Linked DNA regions of Mus musculus: region 2 is linked to region 1. The links are chromatin loops, found by intact Hi-C in ENCODE. Cell type or tissue: gastrocnemius. All regions are shown on one strand. Each heading gives the region's core, and the rest is flanking DNA. Links, peaks and the distances in the headings are about the cores only. Region 1 holds the start of Rlf (rearranged L-myc fusion sequence). Region 2 overlaps Rlf (rearranged L-myc fusion sequence).

Region 1 (8,478 bases), core at 2,814-5,313:
TGGCCTATTTGACTCAGAACCCCTTTATTCAATAACCAACCCAAAAAAGGTATGTGCAGTACTTATTTTAACTATTAAAAATCTACGAAGTTGAGCTGGACATGGTGATACAAGCCTTTATTTCTAGCACTTGTGAAGCAGAAGCAGGCATATGAGTTCCAGGACGGCCTGGTCTAGTAGCCAATTTGAGGCCAGCCAAGGCTACACAGCCAGACCCCATCTCAAAAACAAAACAAAACAAAACAAAACAGAAACAAACAAGCAAACAAAAGCTATCTGCAATGTTACTGTAAGTCTAGAATTTAAAAGTATGTAATATATTTACTCATTAAATTACTTGTTTGGTAACTCTTTTATCCTTCCAGTATAATCACCTCCCAACTAATTTCTTGTATGCTAAATGAAATTCAATTACAAAGCCTTCAAGGGCTGGCGAGATGGTTCAGTGGTTAAGAGCACTGACTGCTTTTCCAAAGGTCCTGAGTTCAATTCCCAGCAACCACGTGGTGGTTCACAACAACCCATAATGAGATCTGACACCCTCTTCTGGTGCATCTGAAAACAGCTACGTTGTACTTATGTATAATAATAAATAAATCTTTGGGCCAGAGCAAGCAGGGACTGAGCAAGGGGGGCTGACCGGAGAAAGCAGGGCCGACTGGAGTGAGTGGGGTTGACCAGAGCGAGCAGAGGTCCTAAAAATTCAATTCCCAACAACCACATGAAGGCTCACAACAACTGTGCAGCTACAGTGTACTCATATACATAAAATAAACAAATCTTTTTTAAAAAGTCTTCAAAACCTGTGCTACAAACAAAGTTAACAGTTCTAAGACTTTCAAAATGTTTTTTACAATTCTTTCATTCATCCATTGAGCAGCACGCTAGAGTGTGCATGTGGAGGTCAGAGGACAGCATGTGGGTCCCTGGAGTCAGTCTCAGGTCATGAGGCTCAGCAGCAAGCATTTGTATCCACTGAGTCACCCTGTCCACCCAGACTGAGAATGTGTTTCCTAAATATAGCAAAAAATTTCAAGACGATTTTTCAACATTAACAAAAAGTGCAGCATTAATCTTTTTTTTTTTTTAAGTTACTTTTAAAAACAGTGGTATCGTGGAGGTCAAAGGACAACTTTTTGGAATTGGTTCTCTTACTCCAAATGGAAGTTGGAGGCTGGCATATCTTCCTTGTTTGCTCTTCACCTTAAACCAAGACAGGGTCTCTGATGAGCATCCCTGTACCCAGAATTCCTGGGCTGGAAAGGCAGCTCAGCAGTTAAGAGCACTGGCTGTTCTCTTCCAGAAGAGCTGAACTCGGTTCAATTCTCAGCCTACATGACAGCTCACAAATGTCTATGACTCCAGTTCCAGGGGATCTGGCATGCTTGCACAGACATATACACATGCAGGAAAAACATCAAGGGCACATAAAAATAAATAAATCTTAAACAAAACAAAACAAAACAAAGAGTTCCTATTTTCACATGGTCTGGCCAGCCAGTTTCCTCAGGGGAACTCTTGTCTCTGCTTCCCTGGAGTTGGAATTACAGATGAGACACCACATTCATTAGGCTTTTAAGACACTTTAGATACTTAAAAGTATAATTTTCTTCCTTCCTTTCTCCTTTCCTCTTTCTCCCCCCCCCCCCCCCCCCGAGATAGGGTTTCTCTGTATAGCCCTGGCTGTCCTGGAACTCAACTTTGTAGGCCAGGCTGGCCTCGAACTCAGAAATCCGCCTGCCTCTGCCTCCTGAGTGCTGGGATTAAAGGTGTGCGACACCACGCCCGACTCCTCCTTTTTTTTTTTTTTTTTTTAAAGAGAGGGTCTCACTATGTATTTCTAGCTGTCCTGAACGCACACTAGGTAGACCAGGATGTTCTGGAACTCACAGAGATTCCCCTGTCTGCCTCCTGAGATTAAAGGCTGGCTTGAGATAGACATATTTCTTATATGATAACAGCATATAAGAAATGTTATAACAGTAGGTACAATTTAAGTTTTTATAACATTTCTTCTCTTTTCTTTGAGATAAGGTCTTACTGTATAGACCTGGATGGCTTGGAACTTACCACATAGACCAAGCTGGCCTTAAACTCAGAGGCCCACTTGCCCCACCTCTGTCTCAAGAATGCTGAGATTAAAGTATGTCCCACCACACTCAGGCTAGGATGATATTTCTGAATACCTGTTGAGAACAATCTGTAACAGTGACCACTGGAGGAGCACAGTCAGCCCTTTTCTTTAATGCACTACCAGCCACCAATCTTTATGTATTATGTGCTCCCAGCTTTTCATCTTCTGATTCAGTCATACAATAAAAGATTTTGTATTCTGCCTTTCCAATGTGGAACCAATGTCAGGCACCGGTGACACATATCTAATCTCAGTTCTCTAGAGCAGAGGCAGGCGGAGGTTTAAGGTGAGCTTGGTCTAAAGAGTTAGTTCCTGGGCATCCAAGGATACACAGAGGGGGGAAAGAGGGAACCAAGAAAACTATTCAACTAGTCTAATTAATGGTCCAATTTTCCCACACTACTTCTGTACAGTATATTCTGACAATCCGATCTGACTGGCTACAGTCACCCTTTAATGTTTTGCTGGCAGATAATGTAAACTTCAAAGCTCTGTTCAAAATCCACAGTTGTTTTCCTACTTCCACTCTCCCTGCAATTACTTCCCTCCTGTCCCACAGCATTCTGTGTTCCCTCTCATCTCTACCTCTGTCACTCTTGCTCCAGGCCCTCCTAGGATTCAATTATATCCTGTAAGTCTGAGGCTCTACCCTACCCAAAGTGGCTTCTCCCAGTTCTCAACACACATTACATCCATTTTTTTTCTGTCATTCTCACTAGGCTGTCCCATGAAGTCTCCTTACACCCTCTGCGTGACATTTTTTTCTCATCACTACCAAAACTGCACTAATTAATTCTGTCATTTCTTTTTGGGGGGTGGTATGAAATGTCTATTTGAGAGAGGAATATCACACTGTAAGCCTAGCCTGGGAGTCCATTATAATGCCCAAGACGCCCTTCAACTTCCATAAGTCTTCCTGGCACCATTCTAAGGGTTGGAAAAAATCTGTGGAATACATGCCTGCCCTAAATAAGAGTGATCATTATTAGTAGACAATAATGAGAATGCTGACGATTGTGCACACAAGAACTGACATGATCTAATGTATAGAAAATATTAGCAGAGAAAAATTCCAAATAGACGAAGTTCTGGGTCAAAGAGTGGGATACAAATGAACTCAACAGAGACAACTAATTCTGCCCAGGACCAACAAAGCAGATTGCTCACTACTCCAACTACAACTTTCTAACTCCACAATCTTTTCAGCACTCAATTGCTCATTAAGAGTCCACGTACCAACATACCTCGATTATTTTCTATTCTCTAAGGTACTCCAAATGAGGAGCAAAGGGATGGCAGAAACCTGATAGTCTAAGTACCAGATGCAGAAACAATGACGGCAAGCATTTACACTTGGAAGACACTCGAAAACATAGAAAAAAAACTGCAACGTGGTCACGGAGACCAAACTTAAAATCACATCTGTCAGCATGTAGCCCCACAGATTGGGACCCGCACAGAAACGATCAATCACCCGACTGCCAAAGAGGCCATTCTCTATATCTCTCTCCCGACCTCTTCCACTCAGACTAATCTCCATTACAGAGCTACCAGGCTCCATTCCTAGTAGTACAACCAGCAGATGAATACAAAACAGGTCAAAGAATGGCATAAACATATCTTTTCACACCCGCCCACAGTGGCAAAAACAAACAAACAAACAAACACCCCACAAAAACCAATCAACCGGCTCAGTATTCCCTAATCAGAAAGCTCCAGACGCCATCCAAGACCAACCGTCGTATCTTAGGGAAGCCAAAAGATGTGACTTTAAAGATAAGTCTCTGGTCAGAGCCCACCTCTCCTGATTGTTCAGAAAAACAAGGTTTTTCAGTTTGGAGATCAGCACACCACTCAAAAAAAAAAGCATCTCCCTGCAGGAACTGGCAATCGATCCCTCAGGGGGGCAGTGGCGCTCCAACCACCCGGCCAGGACCCAGGCAACAGCGACAGGGCACAGCCCTTGCAGGGAGCTCTCTGGGCTCAGGACCGCCCAGCGCAATCCGCCCGGGCAGTGACTGAAGTCGGGTTACGGCAGAGCTGGGCCTGCCCGGCCCGGGGGCGCGGCGAGATACGGGGGTGGCGTTTTTCCCCGCGAAGCCCCCGGCTGTTGAGGCGGATCCCGAGTCTCTTCTCCCGGCCTCCCCGCCCCTCCACCCTCGGCCATCTAGTCCACCCCTCACCTGGCAGAAGCTCCGGCAGTAGCTCAAAGATGAGACCTCGGACACCTCCTGCTCCCTCAGCTCGGTCTCCAGCTGCCAGAGACACGGTCGTAGGCCCGGCGCTCCCGACGCCGGAGATGCAGGGCGATGACCCCGAGCCATGGACTCAGTCTCGACTTCGGCTCCCGCCACCGCCGGAGCCTCAGCCCCAGCCCCGGCCCCGGCGGCGGCCGTGGCGTCTCCCTTTCCGTCCGCCATCTTCCCACGGCCCAGCAGCGCGTAGGCAACCAAACCACGTGACTCCGCCTGGCCCCGCCCCCAATCGCCCGTGTTAGTGACGCACCCCCCTGGCGACGCTGGCGCCAACTTTATCCGTCACTAGGACGCCGAATGTTGGTCCTCTCAGAAGTCTCCACCGCAACCGCCCTAGCAACAGCCTAGCAACGGCGAGATTCTAGCGGCCCTGGGTTCTACAGGCCCTTCAGAGTCGAGGAGCGCAAAGGGCCTAGAGACAATGGAGATATGAGAGAGATGTCTGCGGAGCAGCGAACCGAAGAGCAAGGGAAAGGCAGCCCAGAAAGAAGCTCGGAGAAAAGCATCCCCGGTTGGAGGAAAATAAAGATTGTTAGGCCGACCTGAAAACAAACTGAAGGGAATTTGGTTTAAAATGGGAATGGCATTACTAGTCGCTGGAAAAAGGATTGGTCAAAATATATGGCGTTGAGACGATTCTACTAAAAAGGGGGGGGGGGGGACTTTTAAAAAGTTGTTTTCAAGACAAGGATTCCCTGTGTAGGACTAGCTGTCCTGTAACTCACATTGCAGATCAGGCTGGCCTCAAACTTAAAAGTTCACCTGCCTCTGCCTCCCAAGTGCTGCGACTGGAGGTGTGCAGAGACAGGCTGGATCTCTGTGGGTTAGAAGCCAGACTGGTATATAGAGCGAGTTCCAGGACAGCCAAGGCAAAGCCACTGTAATCCAGCACTTGAGAGACTGAGACAGGAGGATCATGAGTTCCAGGTATTAGTGGGAGGGGACAAGAAAGAAATGCAAAGAAGAACAGAGAAGAAAAGGGAGAATGGCAAAATGGTGTGGCTGGAGCCCAGTAGATGAAGTGGTGAAAACAAGAAAAAAATATGTATATATGTGTGTGTGTATATGTATATGTGTGTGTGTGTGTGTGTATATACACATACATTATATATATATATATATATGTATATATATATATATACATATATATATATATATATATATAAAATCCAGAACATAAGATGTTTGGTCTAGTATACAAATGAGGGATACCCTCACTTCAACTGGAGGAACTCTATAAACAATGGGTCTAGATGAAGGTAAATGTATAATTTGATAATGGGAGATTTGAGAGTTATGACCTAAATGTTGCTTTCCCCTCCATGAAATATGAGCCATTGTGCTGATTGGTCAGTTGTTTGTGACTTTAATACAAAACCAGAGTCACTTGGGAGGAGGGAACCTCAACTGAGAGGTGCCTCCATCCCACTGATCCCTGTAGGCATGTCCATGACATGTTTTGTTTGTTGACTGACGTGGGATGGCCCAGCCCACTGTGGGTGGTATTACCCCTGGGCAGATGGTACTGGGAGGGATAAGCAAGGGACAGCATCTGAGCATAGAAGCAAATCAGTGAGAAGCGTTTTCCCCACAGTTCCTGCCTCTGCTCCTGCTTGAGTTACTGCTATGGCATCTGTACTGGCTAATTTTGTGTCAACTTGACACAGGCTGGAGCTATCACAGAGAAAGGAGCTTCAGTTGGGGAAATGCTTCCATGAGACCCAGCTGCAAAGCATTTTCTCAATTAGTGATCAAGGGGGGAGGTCCCCTTATGGGTGGTGCCATCTCTGGGCTGGTAGTCTTGGTTCTATAAGAGAACAGGCTGAGTAAGCCAGGGGAAGCAAGCCAGTAAGTAACATCCCTCCATGGCCTCTGCATCTGCATCTGCATCTGCATCTGCATCTGCATCTGCTCCTGCTCCTGCTCCCTGACCTGCTTGAGGTCCAGTCGTGACTTCTTTCAGTGATGAACAGCAATGTGGAAATGTAAGCTGAATAAACCCTTTCCTCCCCAACTGCTTCTTGGTCATGTTTGTGCAGGAATAGATCCCTCAATGATCACCTGGGACTGGGACATGTAAGCCACACAAACCCTTTCTTCTCCAAGTCAATTTTGGATATTGAATGGATCACAGCAATAAAAGGACAATCATCAAGCTTCTTAGGGGGAAAAAGCCTTGTTCAAGTTGTTACAAAGTGAGAAAGGAGAGAATGCATACTAGATAAGATACAGGGAGACTCTAGGGCACTGTTGAATGGTCAAGATGTTTCTTAAAAATTGTCTGTCTGTCTATCTATCTATCTATCTATCTAGTCTATCTTTCTGTTCTTCTGTCCATCCATCCATCCATCCATCCATCCATCCATCTATCCATTTATCTATTATCTATTTTTACCTCCCTGAGACTCAGTGCCCATCTGTTTTGATAATTAACTCTCCCAAGGTACAGTTAGCTTGACCAAGGAGTTTATCAGAACTGACCTCTAGAGGAATTTGTTTTTAAGACAACAGACTTTGGGCCTGGGTATGCTTAAGAGACTTTGTGAGCTACTCAAACATTGGAAACAGAAAGCTCCAGCTCATCTCTGAAATTAGCCCCATTATAGTAGTGGATCACAGATAAAATGCTTGTGGGTCCAGGAAGATGCTAGACATGAAATAAACTGGTCCCAATATGCAGTGTTTGTGCGAGTTGCAGTTATTTCAGAGAATTAGGGAGAGGACCTGATTGAAAGCTTACTCATATGCCATATAACTATGAAAGGGGTTACTAAGAACTTGGTGTGTGTGGGGTGTTTATGTTGCTTCTTAGTTTTTGTTTTTTGAGACAGAGTTCCATGTAGCCCAGGATGGAATCAAGCTTACTCTGTAGCCAAGGGAGGCTGCATCCTCCCTAGTGTTAGGATTACAAGGGCATGGATGCTCATGTCCCAGTACTGTAGCGCTGGGGATCGAACCCAGGGTTTCACATCCATGTGGTAAGTGCTCGACTAACTAAACTACAATCCCAGCTTGGTGTGTTTTCAAGCATTGGTAAATGTGTGCTGTGCTTGTGTTAGCTGTAGGTGAGGTCATGGGAACTTCTGAACATAGGGTTATAAGAGTAAGATCAGATAGTAGATTCATAGAAAGTGTTAATATGATTCCTGATACATCATAATTGGTTGAGATGTTGCAACTGTTATTGTTGATGATACAATGTCCTCTGTTTTTCCTTTCTTATATCCTGTGACAAAGTATACATAAATAAATGCTATGTATTCTCTAATAATAGAGCCACAGAAATGAGTTAGTACCAGAATAGGTTTATACTCAGCATGTTTTGCTTCACAGTCCTTGTGATTTGCTCAACATTTTGTGAAAGTTTCTCTGTTTCTGCCCATTGAAGTCAACTCAACAGAATTCTGATCCATCTCCCTGAAGACCATTACACCCTAAAAGAGAGCTTATCTCTCACTTGTTTTGAAGAATTCTTTGGTCATGAAGTGTTTGGTGTCTCTTGATAGGACTGCTGTCAAATAAAATTTAACAAATAACAGTCACATTTTTATAGCCAAGTATCACTTGAAGGTATAAAGTGACATTTGAATCATATATTTAGATATTTCATTAGAAATGAAGCCATTCAACGTGACTCTTCCTCCCTCCTCTCTCCTAGCATTACTGTCACCACCATCTTTAATATTTGGCTCTTTAGACAGAAAGAGTTTTGCTAAGCAGACCTGGCTGGTCTGGAACTTGCTACATAAAACAGACTGGCTTTGAACTTGAGGCAGCCTGCCTACTTCTGACTCCTGAATACTTGTATTTCAAACATTATCCGCACACTGTATTCTTCCCTTCCTTTGTCCACTGAGGATTGAATTTAGAGTCTTGCATTTACTCAACAGGCATTCTGCTACAGAGCTATACCTTCATTCCTAGCCCTTTAACAATATTTCCTTTAAATTGAAACAGGGTCTCATTAAGTCACCAGGTGGTTGTCCTTGAACTTCTTATTACCCTACTCAAGCCTTGATTGAACCTTCAGTAAAACTGCTTCAGCCCCCAGACAGCTGAGATTGCAGGCCTGTCTCACCAGGCCCAGCT
Region 2 (8,478 bases), core at 2,974-5,473, 57 kb before region 1:
AACTGTATCCATTTTAATTTATATTACATTTCTATATAAAAAGAGGAGAATTTTTCTATGCATGCCACCATGAATCTTAGTTAAGAAATCTCAATTTTAACAAGTTTACAACTTAATTCCCTTTCACCTACCACTTTAAATTTCTTCTGCCTTCAGGAAGACATCATGTGAGGACTATGCAAGGATATAGCTCATACCCACATCTGAGAGTTCTGGTGCTGCAGGTTAAGTGGTAAATTCCTCAGCCTGTCCAAAACCAACAACTCCAACTCCTACCCAAAAGCCACCAACAAACAAACAACAACAACAACAAAAACCTTTCTCTAATATCTAGCAGCTTCCCCATTATTTTGTGTTCTTAAAAATCTGTAGATTCCAAATTAACCCTAAGTATCTATCACTGGTGGCTCATGTATATAATTTCTGTTTTAGGAAAGCCAAACAGCAAAACTGAAGCTAGCATGGACTGTATAGCAAGATCTTGTCTTAAAACAAAATAAAACAAACAAACACATACAAAAAACCCAACCAAACCCACTTAAATAGGGCCGAAGAGATGGCTCAATGGTTAAGAGCACTGGCTGCTCTTTGAGGATTGGCTTTGATTCCCAGCATCCACATGGTGGCTCTGAATCATCTGAAAATTCCAGTTCTAGAGGATCCAACACCCAGTTCTGGCACAAGGCGTGCATGTGATGCAAATATGGTGCAAAACCCCCATAATTGTAAACTAGTATTATTTTTCTAAGCCCCGCTTAAAAAAAAGAGAGAGAACTCTTGTTGATTGGCATTCAGCTTTAGAAAAATCTCTTCCTCAAGTATGAATACTTAAATACATAATTATACAATTATGTTATACATGTGATATCAAAAGGGACTTCGAAAATAATGGTCTCCAATCAGTTGACCTTACACTAACTATACTACCCAGACTGGCTCTTTAAACTTAAGTCTAGACAGGACCAGTAAGATGATGGGCTCAGTGGGTAAGAATACATTCCCTAGGAGCCACATAGGAAAGGGAAAACAATTACTTTCATCTTTACATAAGATGTGGTGTGTACTCACACACAGAGAAATAAATGTTTTTTGTTTTGTTTTTAAAGAGACGTGATGAATCTAACTGGAGAGATGGGCGACACAGTGGTTAAGAGCACACACTGCTCAGCTTCTCAGATGGCCTGGGTTTCATTTCCAGCACCCACATGGCAAGTCCCATGATCCCCATTTCTCATTCTAGAATGACAGTGAGACAGGGAGAGGGAGTCAGCTCAAAGTTAGTTTTAAAACCAAAAAGCCAGGCATGGTAGTACAAACATGGTAACCAGTACCGAGGAGGAGGCAGGAGGACCCGGCATTGGATTGCACCCTGGACTACGTGAGACAGTGTCTCAAACCCCCCACACCAGACCCAACCTGTGGCTCCTGAGAGGCCAGTGTGCACATCAGCGAGGCAGGGCCAACTCCATAATTTTAGATTCTCTTTATCCAACAAGAATTCTCTGAGAAGTTGCCACGATCAATACGGAAAGCATAAACTACTCACTTCAGTCTGTATGACTCTAATCAGGCAAAATAAATGCTGTTGTGTTTTAGCTATGACACCAAACTGCCGACAACGCTCCAAAAATGTCTCCAAAGATGGGTCAATTCTTCTTTGCAGTTTACTCCAAAAGAGAGTCAGCTCCCTGTAAAGAAAAATGGCTGTATTAAATATTTAAACTTGTGTTTGCTGTCCCATTTGACCACTTTTTTTTTTTTTGTGTCAATGAAAGTAAGCTGGCAATACATGCAACAGAAACCAAATGAAAAGTTGTCTATATTCTCCATTACTCCCCTAAAATGGGCAACACCATCCATCCTGGAAGTTCTGATTCCTCTCCTTGTCTGTGTAAAGCTAAAAACCAACTACTTCCTTTATGATGCCATTAAGCTTCTTTCGTAGATTCCCCCGTGTTCTAAAAGGTTTAACTTTTGGATTAGTCTGCTTATATTGAGTGAATTAAACCCTCTTCTAATGAGATGGGCAAGAACCAAGGAAATCTGTGCAGCCTGTCAACCTGATGGCCCCACTAAGCCCATGTCACTGAATGTTTAAGTAAAATGGTCTACAAAGTGACTTCCAAGACAGCCAGGGCTATGTAGATAGACATTGCTCTCAAATGATTGAATGAATGAATAAAGAGTATCTTTCAAAAGAAATATGTATGTGAAAGCTGGGAACATAGTTTAGAGGTATAATACTTGCTTAGTATGTGCACCCCCTCCCCCGAGTTCCTGTGTGTGTATGTGAAATCTACTAAATAAAGCCAATTACATATAATTCTGAAGATTAAAGACTATGCAATGTAAATTATCTTAAATTTACTTTCTAAAGCCAGACATGGTAGCAGATGTGTAATCTTGGTATTTTAAAGGCTGGGTTAGGAGTATTGTTATCTGTTCAAGACCAGGATGGGCTATTCGATAGGTAAGAAGCCAGCTGGAATGAAGAGCAAGATCCAGTCTCAAAACCACAAAAAACCCTAAATAAAAAATTTCATTAGTGCCGGAGAGATAGTCAAATAATCAAGAGCTCTTGTTACTTTTGTAGAGGCACAGAATTTGGTTTCTAGCATCCATATCTAGAAATGAACAACAAATGGTTTGTAACTCCAGCTTCAGGGGAACCTTACATCCTCTACTGGTCTCGGGATGCATGTGCACACATGTGAGCACACATGAATACAGATACACAGACATACCCACATAGGGACGCTTGCTCACTGGTTTGAAAAGATGGCTCAGCCATTAAAAATATTTCCTGCTCTTGTAGAGGACCCAAATTTGGATGCCAGTACCCAAACCAGGAGGCTCATAGCTGCTTGTAACTCTAACCACCAAGAATCTGATGCCCTCTTGTGGACTTTGAGGGCACCCCACAACAAAAATGTCACTTAAACTTTGCTAGCAATGGGTTCATACTCTGTAGGCAGGGCAGCCTCAAGTTCATGGCGCCCCCTTTCCCTCAGATTCCTAAATCCTCATGACAAGCATGAGCTGCAACTCCAGTCTTGAAATACTTTCCTAAACAAGAGCCATGGATTCCCTCTATCTTAAACACACAAAAGTGCCCAGCATAACAAATTAGTCTTACTTGAACAGTAGTTCTGCAATTAAACCTTTCTTAAATTTATTGTTATGTGTGGTGATTATTTCTGACTGCAATATCTAGACCCACCCCACAAAAGGAAGAAAGGGTTTTTGTTGTTTTCTTTTTAAAATTAGATTCTATTTCGTTTTGAAAGAAGAAGCTTTTTAACAAAGTGTAAAGTGACTAAGATTTTCTTTCTTTGTTTGTTTTTTTTTTTTTTTTCCAAGAGGAAAAATAAATCCCCATTAATCCCTTCCCACTTCCAGGGAACAGCATTAATCCTAGAGACAGCTACAGGTTCCGGTGAATCGTGGCTGAGTAAAAAGAAAAGGGGAAGAAAAAGACCACTGTAAAAGAAAAGTTGTGTCAAGAACACTAAAAACTTGTGGGAGGAGTCTGGGGAGATGGCTTCGTGTGTAAAGGCCTTGCTGTACAAGAATGAGGACTTGGGTTTGGATCCCCAGCACACATGTGAAAGGCTGGGTGTGGGGAACACTAGAGTCCCAGTACTGGTATCCTGGAAACAGAGGATCCCCATGTTTGTTGGCCAGCTCAGTCAGCCTAATTGGAAAATTCTGGGTTTGCTGAGAGGAAGCAGGGAAAACAGGTGGAAGACAATTGACCTCTGCTCTCTAAGCACAAGTACTCATGAAATACACACAAATAGGAGGAAAGGTCTGAAGCTGGGTGTGGGTGGGATGCCTCATGTCTGCACAGAGGCAGTACCTTATATTTAGGACCAGCTTGGGCTACAGATTAAGATCCTATCCCAAATAACCAAAGGAGGAAAACAAACAAGAAATAAAAGTACAATAAATGCGTGGGTGTGTTTCTGAAAATACTTAAAGACTCTTCAGTCATACAAAGATGAGGGCCTGACTTGAATTCTCTGAACTCATGTAAAGCCGGATGCAGAAGTATAGAATCTGTAGTTCTGTGCCTGTTCCAAGATGCCAGGAAGAGAGAGAATTTCTAGAAGTTCCTAGGCCAGCTAGCCCAGCATATGTAGCAGCAAAGAACAAGAAGATAATGTTCTATATACGATTTTATTAACTACATGGCAGAGACAGAGGCAGATCCGGATCTCTGTGAATTTGAGGCCAGCCTGGACTACCCAGTGAGCTGGAGAACAGCCAGGGCTATGTTGAGAGATTCTGTCTCAAAAGTCTAGATACAACTAGCAGATGTTTTTATTATTGAAAATGAAATATATTTAACCATACTAAGAAAAATTTAGGTTTTGTTTCTAATCTACTTGCTGAAGCTAGAATTTCTAATCTCCAGATTCCTAGTGGAAAAAAAAAAAAGGTTTTACTTGATTTAATGATAAAACATCTCACTGCTATTTAACAATTTGTTTTATTTATATTATTTCACTCTGGTAAAATGCCTACAATGATTATTAAGACCTGGGTGGGGCCCTTACCCCACAGTCTCTTTGTTCATAGGACACACACATGCGGTGTCATGGATTCAGTGACAGATTACAACCTGCATTTTAGTCTGTGTTATGTGGCTGTGGCCCACAGCAGCTCTTCTCTGTGTAAAGCCCTAGGGTCAAAGCTTGGTTAGTGGAACCAGGAGAACAGAGTGTTCAAGGTCAGTTTGGGATATGGAGACACTGGCTCAAAACAACAACAAAAAAAATGTTTTGTTTGAGTGAAAGGAATGCACTCAAGGAAGAAGCAAAACTTTTGGGCTTGTGCTTTATAACTTCAAACTTGAGACTAAGAAATCATAACATTTCTCAATCACTGATTCTACTGCCTCATACTGTAATGAATGATGGGGTGAGGTAATTTACAGGATATCAATAAATACTTCTATATAAATGGTAGACAAAAAAATGGAAGTGGAAAGTGAAAAACCTTTACTCAGGATTGTCTTCTAATCTCCACAAGCATGACATGGCTAGTGGGTATACCTATGCACTCGTGAGTCACACACTCTCTTCCCACTCTAAGAAAACCATACAGATAGCTAAAGCAGCTCTAGAGGAAGACCAATCAAGTACATGAAAGGCCTTTACTAGATTTTCTAGGGGAAAAAAAAAAAGCAAAAAAGAAAAAGCTAAGCTTTCCTCAAGCTGGCGCCTTTCTCAGCTGCTCCAGTGCAGTGTTTCTATTGCTAATGAAATGTTCACTGACAAGTATTTCCTGCCTATCAAGTTTATCTAATAAATCTAATACATTTAGAATTAAGAGTTTATGGATATATTTGTTTCTTTTTTCTTTTTTCTTTCTTTTTTTTTTTTTTTAGTAACTAAGCATTCTACAGGCATACATAAACAAAACTAAATAAAAAATGCAATGTCATCTACATGGTACCAAGGTTGCAAATCAAATAGGCACCCAAAGGAACTTCCTTTTGTAATGCAAATTTTAGCTGGACTCGTAGGTAATCTAATTTTTTTCATTAATGGGTTTCTAAATTAGAGCAAGTTACAACCAGAAGATATTAACAAATGTTAAGGGGAAATACTCTTTCTTTCTGTTCCATAATGCTGACGTAATGCTAATGCTGCTTCAAGAAAGAAGACATCTACGGGAGACAAGAGACAACCATCCACAGGACCAGCAAGAGAAACGTCCTACCATCCCTTTTCTATGTTATACTAATAGCATTTTTATTTAAATGATTTTATTGTAATCAAGATTTTATTTATGTGCTAAGATTTACATCTCACACAGATCCTAAATCCCAAGCTCTATAGTAACAAACAAAGTATATACAAAGTAAGTATACTTACCAAGAACAATATACACTGGCCGTTTGGAGCTGCTGGGTAAGGTAAGTTGTACAAAGAACAAATGCTGTGTTATCCTGACCCTCAGATTCCAGATTACATATGATGTCTAACACGTCCTTGCAGTCCACCTTTGCAATCTATCAAAGAAGGAGATAGCTAAGTTAAAAGGAAAATGGTAACTTTTTCTGTAACACTTTATCTTTGATAATTTCTTTGACAAGAATGAGAGGCATGGTAACTATTTTACTGACTAAGTAAAAGTAAAATCTGAGTAGTAGAGCACGGATGCTTCATTTATCAAACTATTAAGATGAGAAAGGTATGGGCATTTTGTAAAGAAGCTCCTATTTGTTCTTTATTAATACAAACACAAACATTCTGCAGTCTTAAAGTATTCACAAACACTGCTACCATAGGAGTAAAATTCTTTCCATCACCTGGCTATTTCCATCAGAAGTTACATCCCTTGTCTCCTCTTTCCTAAAACCCCCAGTGCTGAGTAGTGAACAGAGGGGCTTAACATGACAACCATCACTCTACAACTGAGCTTCATCCACCTGCCCTCATTCTTTAGTAGAAATAAAAATGTTTACTAACTGCACTGCAAAGGGAAGAAGCCTGGACAGTAACAGAGTACTGCCCACCACTCCTCCATTTGAAACAGGGTCTTAGTAAGTTGCCCCAGGAGGCCTCAAACTCATAAAGCTCCTTAGTAGCTGGGGACACCACATCCTGTCTCCTCTTTTCCTCTTCAAGACAGGGTTTCTCTGTGGAGCCCTGGCTGTCCTGGAACTCACTCTGTAGACCAGGCTGGCCTCGAACTCAGAAATCCGCCTGCCTCTGCCTCCCGAGTGCTGGGATTAAAGGCGTGCACCACCACACCCTGCTTCCTCTCTTCCTTTTATGAAACTCCTTATCCTAACTTTGAAGACACTCAAGGGGGTGACAATTCATTCTCCTTCCTTTCTCCTGTATGTGAATAATCCCCTCAAATATTGCAAACCTTTACTTCCTAGAGTTCTGAAACCAGTTAATCTCCCCCCACACCCATCCCCCGTTTTAAAAAGCGCATGTGAAACTCCAGTGAAAGTTATGGGACAACTCCCTGAGATTCCTCCTGCCACCAGGTGGGATCCAGGATTAAACTCAGGTTGTCAGGTGTGCCTCTACCTGCTGAGCCATCTTGTTGGCCCTCTGAAAAAGCTATTCATATTCATTCCTGGCTTCAATTTTTCTCTTGCAGGTTTGTTTTTTGAGATAGGGTTTCACTCTGTAGCTTTGGCTGTCTTGGAACTCACTATGTAGAGCAGACTGGCCTTGAATTCACAGAGAACCAAAGGCCTCTACACTCAGCTTGGCTCCAAGAACTCTTCCAACTCAGACTTTGTCCTAAATCTCACATGACCAACAAGCCCCAGGTAGTCCCCTATCTCTTCCCTTTTCAATGCTGGATTATAGGAGTGTGCCACTATGCTTATTTTGTTTTATTTTTAAAATGGGCTCTGGGTATTAAACTCTGGTTTTCATTCTTGTATAGCAAGCACTTTACTGCCTCAGTTGTTTCTACAACTCTCTTTTTAAAACTTATTTATTTTTGACATAGGGTCTGCTCTGTGGTTCAGGCTGTGCTGGAATTCACTATATAGCCCAGGCTATCTTGAACGCACAGCAATTCTAATCTTTCAGTTTCCCAAATACTGGAATTACCAGCATGAGCCACCTCCCTGGATTCTTGAACTTATTATGTTTGCCTCTGCAGCGATCCTTCCAGTCCAATGAGCTATCAACCAAAGCATCAACACTAATCCACGGTGCAAGCTTTTAATCTCAGCACTGGAGGGAGTAAGGGTGGGGCAGCAGAGGCAGGTCGATCTCTGTGAGTTCAAGACCAGCCTGGGCTACACAGAAAATCCTTGTTTCAAAACAAACAAACAAACAAACAAACAAGACAAAGAACCCCAAAGCAAACAAAACAAACAACAACAACAACAACAACAAAGTCCGAACTCATATCAAACCCTAGGAAGATGCCTATTCAGAACTGTTTGGGGCTGTGGTTACAGCACTGTGGTAGCTTGACCCTCTAGCAGACATGAAGCCTTGGCTTAAAAACTATTTTAGGCCGGACGTGGTGGCGCTCGCCTTTAATCCCAGCACTCGGGAGGCAGAGGCAGGCGAATTTCTGAGTTTGAGGCCAGCCTGGTCTACAAAGTGAGTTCCAGGACAGCCAGGGCTACACAGAGAAACCCTGTCTCGAAAAAACAAACAAACAAAAAACTATTTTAGAAGAACTCTACTCTAGGAGTAAAACACTTAAATATTTAAGTCTTAAATTCTTCACAGACTTAGTGTATTTCTTGAGTATACTTAATTCCCCATATGACCATATGGAAAAAATATAAGTATTAAGATTATAATTTTAAAGCCATGAGTGGTAGCTCGTGCCTTTAATCTGATCAGATGGTTTTCTGTTTAACAAAATCTCAATCTAAAGCTACACCTAGAATTTCTATGCTCCTGTTTACTTTTCTACTCCCAAACTGAATTCCCACTGGGTCCTGTTTAAATGTATTTGCTCTGTGTTTGTCACTTATAC

Evidence for each region. Peaks named below come from ENCODE experiments on the same cell type or tissue, not always from the same donor. Only the 100,000 strongest peaks of a DNase experiment are listed, where the experiment ranks them.
Region 2: a loop joins it to region 1, with 2.3 times the contacts of the local background. A loop is called at or near these places in 1 of 42 quality-filtered maps.

The regions. Positions count from the first base shown.
Region 1 is chr4:121,210,518-121,218,995 of GRCm38, forward strand. Rlf (rearranged L-myc fusion sequence) reads right to left here and starts at 4,567. Exons shown (of 8, transcript NM_001346660.1): 1 at 4,318-4,567. The coding sequence starts at 4,554. In gastrocnemius, for the core only: no CTCF peak of the experiment used is centred there; DNase peaks (open chromatin) are centred at 4,156, 4,630 and 5,164; H3K4me3 peaks cover 2,500 bases; H3K27ac peaks cover 2,050 bases.
Region 2 is chr4:121,153,310-121,161,787 of GRCm38, forward strand. It overlaps Rlf (rearranged L-myc fusion sequence), which reads right to left. Exons shown (of 8, transcript NM_001346660.1): 6 at 5,883-6,019; 7 at 1,547-1,688. Among named protein-coding and RNA genes, the nearest start is that of Tmco2, 48 kb to the left of the region's middle. In gastrocnemius, for the core only: no CTCF peak of the experiment used is centred there; no DNase peak of the experiment used is centred there.